Regions from separate parts of the Homo sapiens genome. Here region 2 is linked to region 1. Evidence: read pairs that join two places in POLR2A ChIA-PET (ENCODE). Cell type or tissue: MCF 10A. All regions are shown on one strand. Links, peaks and the distances in the headings refer to the core of each region. The heading gives the core; the rest is flanking DNA.

What was found. Peaks named below come from ENCODE experiments on the same cell type or tissue, not always from the same donor. Only the 100,000 strongest peaks of a DNase experiment are listed, where the experiment ranks them.
Region 2: POLR2A ChIA-PET joins it to region 1 with 5 read pairs; 2 of 35 experiments call an interaction of 5 or more read pairs at or near these places.

What each region holds. Positions count from the first base shown.
Region 1 is chr6:4,178,130-4,183,880 of GRCh38, reverse strand. It overlaps LOC124901246 (a long non-coding RNA gene), which reads right to left. Exons shown (of 5, transcript XR_007059416.1): 5 at 4,472-5,751. Among named protein-coding and RNA genes, the nearest start is that of ECI2-DT, 45 kb to the right of the region's middle. In MCF 10A, for the core only: no CTCF peak of the experiment used is centred there; a DNase peak (open chromatin) is centred at 3,080.
Region 2 is chr6:4,096,205-4,101,955 of GRCh38, reverse strand. It overlaps the pseudogene TEX56P. Among named protein-coding and RNA genes, the nearest start is that of FAM217A, 20 kb to the right of the region's middle. In MCF 10A, for the core only: no CTCF peak of the experiment used is centred there; no DNase peak of the experiment used is centred there.

The DNA.
Region 1 (5,751 bases), core at 312-5,311:
ATGACCTTACTTAACCTTAATAACCTTTTTAAAGGCCCTGTCTCAAAATACAGCCACATTGTGGGTCAGGGCTTCAAATATGAATTTTGAGGGGATGCAATTTAGTCTATAACATTTATCTAGAATTAAAAATTCAAGGCAAGAAAAGTTACTGGAGAGGAAAAAAATAAGTGGAGTTAAAATATACCAAAGTTCCAGCATTATCAGGGAAGTTGAAAATATACTCAACTGTAGTTAGTCATGAATGTTTACTGTAACTTCTAGCATAACTTCTAAAAGAAGATGTATAACAGAAAATAGTATTTAAAAAATCAATTCACTTAAAAGAAAGCAAGAAAACAACAGAACAGCTGAGTCAAATACAAAGGAAATATTAGATGGCAGATATAAATCTGAATATATCTGTATTGGGTTAAATATTTCAGTTAAAAGATTAAAATAATCAGATTAGATTAAAAGTTAAAAGAACTACATACTGTTTTGAAGAGTGCCTTGTAGTTATGTTACAATCAAAGTCAACTTTAAAGCAAGAAACACCACAAGAAATGAGGAGGATCATAATATAATGAAGTGCTCAGATCACCATGAAGATATCACGTCTACCAATTCTAAATCATATGCATCCAATAACATAGCTTCAAAATATATAAAGAAGAAATTGGTGAAACCAAAAAAAAATACACAAATGCAAATTGATGAAACTAGAAATGAAATAAATAAAACTAATCAAAAAAAGTAGGATATTTTGACACAGTCCCTGAAACTAGTAGAACATGCAGACAAAAATAAAATCAGTAAAAATGTAGAGGCTCTAAACAACACAATTAACATGACCAGATGGGCACATACAGAATACTATGTCCAGCAATGGCAGAATACAATGAAATGAAAACTCCAGAAAATTCATCAGTGAAGTCTTCCAGACTAATTAGGAAGAAGTAATGCCAATCAAATACAAACTCTTTAATATTGCATATATTTATGGAAAAAGATTAACCTGGGCCACTACCTCACACCATACACAAAATCAGGCCCAGGGAGAATTTTTTAAAATCTGAGTAAATCTAAATCTGAGAGGTAACACAAATATAGCTTCTTAAAAATAAAATAAGGAGATATCTTCATGACTCTTGAGTAGACAAAGACATTAAATAAGACATTTTTAAAAATCATCCCTAAAGGAAAAGATTAATGAATTGGAAAAGTGAAGAATTTGTGTACATTGTGAAAAAGCATGTCATCAAAAGGCAGAAAAATATTTACAATGATGTATCTGATTAAAAAATTTTTATCTAGAAAAAATAATTATTAGTAAGAAAATGACAGATAAGCCAATAGAAAAATGGACAGAAACTTAAATAGGCACTTTTTGAATAAGATATACAAATGACTAGAAACATTTATTATCGTAAGTCATCAAGAGGTTCAAATTAAAATCACAATGAAATACCAGTATGCACCCAATTAGAATGGCTCATATTTTAAAACCAACAATATCAATTACTGGTGAGGATGTGGGGGCCAATGAAACTGCCAGTAGGAGCATAAATTGGTGCAGTTACTTTGGAAAACTGGCAGTATCAACTAAAACTGGAAAAACCCATCCCCTAAGACCCGGAAATCCCCTTTCTATATATCCACCCAAGAGAAATGCACACACATGTACACCAAAAGACATAAACATTAATGTTCATGACAACATTACCTGTACAACAAGAAAGAAAGGCATGAGATCCAGAAAAACAAATACAGCACAGGACAAAGATAAGGGGAATTCCAAGAATTATAGCAAACAGAAATCCCAGGATAAGAGCTGCCCAGGGATCCCAGGAAGCAAGCGGCACAGGAAGGAGAATGGAAGCTTCCAAGGGAGTGCCTTCAGGCAAGAAAAATGGGATTGATGGATTCCCTGATGCAAGTCAGCTCGAGGAAACTTACACCGTGGGCTGTGAGATGTGTGCAAAGAACAAGCAATGAGCACAAACAAAACTAACTAAATAAAGACATGGGCCATTGTTACTTTCAGGAAAAGAAATGAAAAGAAGGAAATGTCACACTCCAACCTTCAGCTGTGAAGATTATTTGTATATGTATATTAATATTCTGAATATTGCCTCCAACAATTTGGAAGGACTATGTTGGGAGGATAGAGAAAGGGATTCGGAGATGGGGACATTGTAAGAAAGCTAAATCTTCATTTGCTACAATAGGAAGTCAGTAGATAATGTCTAAATTTTGGAAATAATTAGATGTGTAAGGGCCAGAGAGACAGATAAAAGAATTGAAAGTGCTTGTCCTTAGAGTGGAAATGTGGAGAGAGTGGGGAAGGGAGAGATGGAAACACTGCATTTTACAAAAGCCTGTTAGAACTATTTGAGTTTTTACAATTCTGTGCTGACATTACTTTGATAAAATAAAAATCAAGTAAGTAAACAATAAGTGAAATGAGAAAAAAGTCTAAAAGAACATAAACCAAAATAGTAACAGTGTCTCCAAGTAATGTGATTATAAGTCATTAGTTTTGTTTCTTTTTTCTCCTCTGATTTTTCTACAATGAACATTTTTAACAATTAAAAGATCCAGTTTATTATTAAGCAGAATATTTTATTTATGTGAGGTCATAATTGTTTTCTGTGAACTCCCGAGGGAACTGTTACAGGTTGCTCAGCAATGAAATCAGAGCTCAGGAAGCTCCAAGTTGGGGTCTGGCAGAAGTGACACTGCTGGGCCAGAACAGGGCAACAAGTGATCCAAGCAATGTCCATAAGGGCAGGCCAGGCGCTCATTTCCGAAGGGGTCAGTGTACAAGTCTGATGGGGAGGCATGGGCACAGAGTGCGGGCGGGCACATGTGGAAGCCAGGCAGAGGCTGGGCACCTAAAAGCCCAGCAGCAGACAATCACGTTTCACATACACAAGAGGCTCTGCCTTTCAGGCTGTAGACGCCCAAGCAGGATCTGGTTTCAGGGAGCTTCGCTTAAGCTGGAAAACCTGCATGTCTGCTTAACTTAGGGGCTTCCATAGCTGCCTGTTCATGTTTGTGCTGCCTGAGCCAACCAATAGGCTGTGACCTATGTCAATCAATCAGAACTCAGCAAGTATTGACCAATCAGAACTCACCAAACATGAACCCGTCAGAACTAAGCAAGTTTGAATCCTTTATTTGACTAAGTGGACCTGAGTGGAACCTGGATGGGATCTTTCACTATAAAAGAAAAATCTTTCCTTTGCTCTCTTACCAGGAGAAACTAGATGGTTAGGCAAGCAACCCATCTGCCCTGAATGAATTCAGAAAAAGCCAACATGGGAAACTGGGGGATCTCTCTAAGGTCCAAACTCTGGGATTCCTGGCAGTGAGAGACTTCGGGGTGACTCAGGGAGCCCAGCCATTGCAACCAAGCCCCTGGGAACTATGCCCAGAGTTGTCAATTCATTATACCCTGTGTTAGTTCCTACAGCTGCTGTAACAAAGTAGCATAAACGAGCATATAAACAACAGCAATTTATTGTCTCACCATTCTGGAGGCTAGAAGTTCAAGATCAAGGTGTCAGAAGAGCCATGCTCCCTCTGAAGGTGCTACAGAAGGATCTGTTGCAGGCACCTCTCCTAGCTTCTGGTAGTTCCTTGGCTTGTGGCAGCATAACTGCAATCTTCACGATTGCTCACTCTCTCTCTCTCTCTGTCTCTCTCTGTCTCTCTGTCTCTCTTTCTCTCTCTCTCCCTCTGTCTCTATCTCTCTTTCTTTCTCTATGTCTGTCTCTCTCTCTCTCCGTCTCTCTCTTTCTCTGTCTCTCTCCCTCTCTCTCTGTCTCTCTTTCTCCCTCTGTGTGTGTGTGTTTCTGTCTGTCTGTCTTCAAGTCCAAATTTCACTTTCTCATAAGAACACCTGTCATATTTGGATTAATGGCCCACCCTATTTCAGTATGACCTTATTTTAACTTTATTAATCACATTAATGAAGTAACCCTATATTTACAGTAACCCTATATTCAGACAAGGTCACATTCTGAGGTCATGGGTGTTAGGTCTTCAATATATAAATTTGGGGAGGTGGGACACAATGCAACCCATAATACAGTCCCAGAGTGATATAGGTATTAGAGTTTGGATTCAGCCTCAAACAGAAGGTGGGGCATACCAGTGGATCCAATTTCAAGGAGCTGAGGAAAACCACGGCAGAATAAAAGAGCAAAGCCATATACCACCCTTCGGTGCATATATGAGAATGAATGAATGTATATAGTATTACCCATTTGACTTCAGGTGTGACATGGAAGTATGGTACAGTAGGATGACACAAAGGAGTTGTCATTAGCATCACTGCTGAGATCATCATCAAAATCACAGCCAACAAGTCCTCAGCACCTACCTAAATGAACTATTTTACATGACTCGACACAGCTAATCCTCAACTTGGACCAGTGGGATGGGTATGACTTTTATCCTGTGAACAAAATTCTCTGAAAGAGAATTTAGAGGAAAGAGACTTTATTCCAGTAACAGTTGGCAAACCGAAGAGACACAGCCTTCAGTGTAAAATGAAGGTACGTTCCAGAGAGCAAAGGGAAGGTTTTTCTTTTATAGTGAAAGATCCCATCCAGGTTCCACTCAGGTCCACTTAGTCAAATAAAGGATTCAAACTTGCTTAGTTCTGACCGGTTGATGTTTGGTGAGTTCTGATTGGTCAACACTTGCTGAGTTCTGATTGGTTGACATAGGTCACAGTCTATTGGTTGGCTCAGGCAGCACAAACATGAACAGGCAGCTATGAAAGCCCCTAAGCAGACATGCAGGTTTTCCAGGAACTCCAAGTATGTGTGCGACCTCTAGTAAGCAAATGGCCACTTGGCTCTTTTGAAATTAGGCTATTAGCCACTCAGGATTCATCCGAGGGATTGGCTCTTTCAAGGTTCACATTCCCCCCACGCCCCCCGTTTATCAAAACCTGTCAGCAGACAGCACTGATGATTGATTAGGTTGGTTGCATCCCATCATCGTGCTAGAGTGGCTGGCAACCTGTTCCAGATTCTTCTAGTCCCGTGCAGAGATCCTTTGACAAGGCAGTGATCAACTGAGCAACTAGAGCCATTTACTTATGAGAGGCACTCAGGCACCTGTTAAATATGAATTAACATCTCTTGGCTTAAGCTGGCTTCCGTTTCCAGCTGGAATGAGTCTAAAGTCTCAAGGTCTTGGGTCAGCACGATCCTGGTGAGGGTCTCATGCAGATATCTGTTAAAGCAGGCTACAATGATTTTAAAGAGGAGCCAAATGCTTAGCCCAAGGAGATTCATTACAATTTGTAGGGCAGAACACAGAAGGAATCCTATACCAGAAGAAGCCGGCTGAAAATATCTGGAAATTGGAATTCTAATCCAGCAAGCCCAGCCAGGAGGCTTTCTGAAGGTGTCCTTTTCAGACAGCCAGCTGTAGGATTTGGCCAACTTTGGATCTCAGATGCTTCTAATTCAACCTGAATGGAAGTATTTACCCAGGTGCAGCAGGAAGTGTTAGTGACAGCATAAACACCACCACATGCAACGAGGAGACCGTCTAATGCAATGTGGTTGTGCAGGATCGCATGGGCAAGGGAATCTGGAAATCTCTGTTGTGCCCTGATGGTACAGGCAGTGGAGTGGGCAATTCTGCGAACCATGCAGGAAAGGTTTCTGATCCTATATTCATTCCAAGCAGGGTCTAGCCCAAACCAGGACCCCAGAATCCCTTCCCATTTAGATCCTTCACTAGAGT
Region 2 (5,751 bases), core at 553-5,552, 82 kb after region 1:
TAATTCATTCATCTGTTGATGGAAACCTAGGTTGATTGCATATCTTGGCTGTTGTGAATAGTGCTGCAATGCACATGGGAGGGCAGAGAGCTCTTTGACATACTGATTTACTTTCCTTTGGGTTCACACCTAGTAGTGGGATTGCTGGGTCATATGGTAGTTCTAGTTTTATGGACAAAGCTATTATTGATGATTCTTAATAATAGTCAGGCTTGCTTTGGCTAAAGAATGAATTCTCTCAAGGGTGTCAGTTAAGTCACAAAGAATTAAGAATGATACAGTTATCAAATGACAATATTTACCATGTTACCAGGTAATAGGAGAAGAATCATTAATGCCAGGAGGCATCATCAGAACTAGAACAGTTAATTCAGCAGATCCTTCAGGAATCTGGAGTCACAGCAACCAAGACAAGGTTCATGATTGATTGATTGCAAAATGGGCCTAATCCTCCCACCTGTCCTGTACCGAAGCCCCCTGCAACATGACTTTGCACCTCCTTCCACTGGGGCGAAGCCTGTTTCTCCACCTCTTGAATCCCTGCCCAACACTGTTTTCCTGCTTCCACTTTGATGCAACACCACTCCCAGGAAACCTTTTGCATTCTTATTTCTATCTCAGCGCTTGAGACTCCAACCTGTAACACTAGGAATACAAAAATAAATAAGATAGGCTGACAGTCCCTGCTTTTAAGGAAAGCAAATAAATGTTTGTAAAATAAAATGTTAAAAAAAAGTACCATTTCCTATGTTCTGATACTCTAGCTATATTTTCAGAAAGCAAACTAGGATATAAAGATCTATAACTTCATATGAAGACATCAGGACCTAAAATTGAGGTGTACAAACTTTCTATGGTTGTGAAACTTGAATGTTTAAAAATAGGTCTTGTGTTATTCTGTCTTCACATTGCTATAAAGAACTACATGAGACTGGGTAATTTACGAAGAAAAGAGGTTTAACTGAATCATAGATCCACGGGCTTAACAGGAAGCATGATTGGGAAGCCTCAGGAAACTTACAATCAGGGCAGAAAGCAAAGGGGAAGCCAGGCACATCTTATCGTGGTGGAGCAGGAGAGAGAGGGAGAGCGAGGGGAGAAGTGCAACACTTTAAAACCAACAGATCTCTTGAGAACTACTCACTATCATGAGAACAGCAAGGAGGAAATCTGTTCCCATGATCCAATCACCTCCCACCAGGCCCCTCCTCCAACATGTGGGGATTACGATTCAAAATGGGATTTGGGTGGGGACAGAGCCAAATCATATCAGGCTTCCAAAGCATGGTCAAATAATCTTCACTTGAGTAATCAGATATCATCACTTAATATAACCTTTACCTACTTCTGGACAAAAAATGTAGTGTCTTTGCTTTGTCCAGAAAACACCATGGTTCCATTGACCACCTTCTTTTATAATAATACCTTTGCCTTCTTTGGCTACCAATATTTAAATCAAATTGGCAAATTATGCCACTGAGGACACTGAAAAAAATGCAGACAAGGACTCTGTTTCACCAGGGCAATAATCCCAGGGGAAGCTTCCAGTTCAGGCAAATTCATGAGCTGGAACTCTCTCCCGGTTATGTTACCTTCAAATCAGAAATGATCCTGTCTTTGTAGCAACATCTACATTTATCCTGACAGCCCGGCAAAATTGCTTGAATACTTACTATGTACAAAGTGTAGGCATCATTGCCATACATGCAGCAATACGAAAGAAACAAATATAGACCAGGCACGGTGGCTCACGCCTGTAATCCCAGCACTTTGGGAGGCCAAGCAGTTGTATCACCTGAGGTCAGGAGTTTGAGATTAGCCTGGCCAACATGGCAAAACCCCGTTTCCACTAAAAATACCAAAAAAAATTAGCCAGGTGTTGTGGCACATGCCTGTAATCCCAGCTACTCGGGAGGCTGAGGCAGGAGAATCACTGGAACCCAGGAGTCGGAGGTTGCGGTGAGCTGAGATCGCGCCACGGCACTCCAGCCTGGGTGACAGTGCGAGACTCTGTCTCAAAAAAAAAGAAAAGAAAAGAAAAGAAAAGAAAAAAACAAATATAGAAACACCATCTATCTGGCATAAGCAGGGAAAGAAGTGCACCAAAAAAAGATAATTTGCCAAGGAACCAAAGCTTATGACTTTGAGCACCGGAATCCAACCAATTCCACATCCCCACTGTTACCACCTGGGCCACCATCCCTTACCTGCAGAGCTGTAAAATCTCCCAACAGCTCTCCTCCACCCATGCATTCTTTGGGAGGCTAGAGAGGATTTGGGTCAGATGATGTCACTCCTCTTGTTAAGACTGTCCAATGGTGCTCCAGTTCTCTCCATGTACAGTCTGGCAGACCAGGGATAAAGCCAAAGGTCCACCATGTCCTGCTATGGTATCCTAGCCCCTGGTCATGCCAATGGTGGGTGTGAAAAACCAAGCTGCTTCCCAACTTACGCAGCCAAAAAGCCCCAAAGCTCAGTGGTTGGGTTTCTCTCCAAGAATCCCACTCTGTTCTTGCTAGATTTCTGCTCTCTATTCTAGACTGCAATGGGCCATGGAGGACCCACACTCCTGCTCCCATTTCCATGAGTTTACTCCCAGTGAGGGCTCCTCTAGCAGCTTGGTGGTGGGTAAAAATGGGGCCCATGTGCTTTTATATAGAACAGTGCTTATCATTTTTTAGCTAAGGCATATAGAGATTTTGTGATCACCCTGTGTATCTCTAAATATATCCACATAAGGCAGAAATTAGAGTCTACCTGACAACTATGGTGGACATTGGAGGCTCTTTCGTGTTTCTCTTCAACAAGTGACATTTCTTCCACCCGTCAGTTACATTGTTGATGATTTTTCTTTTCCACGGGGGCATTCTGTTCGGCTTTGGGGTCAGATTAATCTCTTTTGGCAACTGATGTCTTGCTAAGATTCTTTCTAAGCCAGAGAGTTCAGGATTCTCACCTGGTAATAGAATAAGCATTAATACATTCAATGTTCCTCTCCATCTTTGCATAGCAAGAGTAACAAGGCACTGATTTGAGAAAACATATATATGCAGCTTAATAATTCCTATTGGGCCGGGTACGGTGGCTCACGCCTGTAATCCCAGCACTTTGGGAGGCTGAGGCGGGAGGATCACAAGGTCAGGATATCGAGACCATCCTGGCTAACATGGTGAAACCCCGTCTCTACTAAAAATACAAAAAATTAGCCAGGCATGGTGGCGGGCACCTGTAGTCCCAGCTACTCAGGAGGCTGAGGCAGGAGAATGGTGTGAACCCGAGAGGGAGAGCCTGCAGTGAGCCAAGATCGTGCCATCGCACTCCAACCTGGGTGACAGTGCGAGACTCCATCTCAAAATAATAATAATAATAATTCCTATTTAGCTTTGTCATTCCTTTATTCCAACAATATTACTGAGCACCATTCAGATCTTAGCCTGGTCCTAGACATCTAGCAGATACATTGTAAGTAAATAAAAGAATGAACAAGGCCGGGTGCGGTGGCTCACACCTCCCAAAATTTGGGAGGCCGAGGTGGGCGGATCATGAGGTCAGGAGATCAAGACCGTCCTGGCTAACACGGTGAAACCCCGTCTCTACTAAAAATACAATAAATTAGCCGGGCATGGTGGCGGGGGCCTGTAGTCCCAGCTACTCGGGAGGCTGAGGCAGGAGAATGGCGTGAACCCAGGAGGCGGAGCTTGCAGTGAGCCGAGATCGCGCCACTGCACTCCAGCCTGGGCGACAGTGAGACTCTGTCTCAAAAAAAAAAAAAAAAGAATGAGCAAACAAGCAGGCATGCTGGGACCACACAAATAGAGTTGGTTATGTGTGCATGATTCTCAAACTAATGGCAAGTTACCATACAATTATTATTATTGTGATTCTCATTTTCCCTTTAATTGCATACTTAATTGGAGATGCACATTTTGAAACTTCCCAGAAGAAATAGGGTGAATGTTAACATTATTGTCAGGCCGCACAACTTGGGGCCCCGTTTTATTGATGATTTTGTCTGAGCAAGGATTACAACATAGGACTGAACTTCCAGCATGCTTTGTCAGTTAGAATGTGGGAGTGTCACTTACTGTTCTTTTTGATTCCACAAAATTCATTTCTGGCCAGAAATGAACTGTTTTTTCTCGCTCTGTTATAAGCATGTCTATTTTCAGCTATGCCGGTGGGAAATGCCTTCCTTCTTTTGGGTGTTCCAATAACTGAGACTTGAGGTTTGGACTGTTGCGGCCTACTGTAGGAGCTCTGGATGGCCAGCGGTACAGCTACAATTGCATGGTAGAGCCACTTGGAGAAGATGAAGTCAATACCAGAGGGGCTTAGATCCTATGTTATCAGAAATGGAATGGCATCCCTCCCTGGTCAGCCAGCACCTCCATGAGAGCTCCAGGATGGAGTGCAGTGGTGCAATCATAGCTCACTCCAGCCTCGACCTCCTGGGCTCAAGCGATCCTCTGACCTCAGCCTCCTCAGCAGCTGGGACTACAGGCATGCACCACTACACCCGGCTAATTTTTGTTATTTTTTGCAGAGATGAGCGTCTTACTTTGTTGCCTAGGCTGATCTCATTCATAGCCTCAAGTGATCCTCCTGCCTCAGCCTCCCAAAGTTAACTTTATATTTAAAATATAAAATAAAAACCTGGGTTTTTTTAAAAAAAATATGTTTAGTTCTTTTTCTTTCTTTCTTCATGTAATCATTTCTGGGTAACCAATATAGTGTAATACAGGCAAAGCATCTTGCAGGTGAAGAGGGGATTGACAGGAAAAGAACAAAACCTATTTTTAAGGTCAAAAGAAATTTCTTCTAGAAGGAAGGCTTTAGACCCAGCAGCAGCAAGACAGCAGTATCTATTTTTAAATCCTTGGTCTGACGGATGAAAGTCAGAGCAATAGGGTCATGTCTTCAGGATGCATATGCAAGGAAATCACTATATGTTTGGAAATGGCATCTTGGCAACGGAGCACATTTTTAGTGATGAATTTAAGACCTCAAAGGCCAATGTGCTCCCAGTGACTGGACTCAGCCTGAGGCCAGTTCCCTGAAGGCACAAACTCAGAACTCTGAGGAGTCATTTCTTACCCCTTAATGCTGTTCACCTCAGCTGCATGAACCTCCTTAAACTGGCTTCCAACCATAGCAAAGAATCACTGCACCCAAATACCTCTGAAACAAAGGCACCCCACTGCTGCTTGGCAGTTGTACATGGCAGGAATTACCGGCTGCTAAATGTGTACCGACGTCTATCACCGTCTACACTGGGAGGCTACGGAGACAAAATCTAAATCAACATAGAATGAGAATGTCTCTAGAAAATCAAAACTCATTTCTCCAACTTCACATAATTACTGCATTTTCAGTGTTAATGTTGCATTTTAATTACAAAAGTAAAAGGTTTCCATTGGAATAATTAAAATGAAACAACTCAGCGAAGTCTACATAGCAAAAAGGGAAAGTTTTGCTTCATTTTCCCTCTTCAAGCTCTATCCTTTCTCCAGATGTAGCCACCGTCCTGAATTTCCTAAGTCTCCTTCAAAACTCTTTTCTATGCATTTATATACACATATATATGTACAAATGTATAGTTTTCTTTTGGCATACATGGATCCATATTGTGTATCTTCCTTTGCAGCTTATTAAAACTCTATAATCTGTATTGTAGACATGTTAATGTCAACTTTCTTTTTAATAGTATTCCACTATGTGGATATATGCCTTCGTTTAATTCTTCTGCTACTG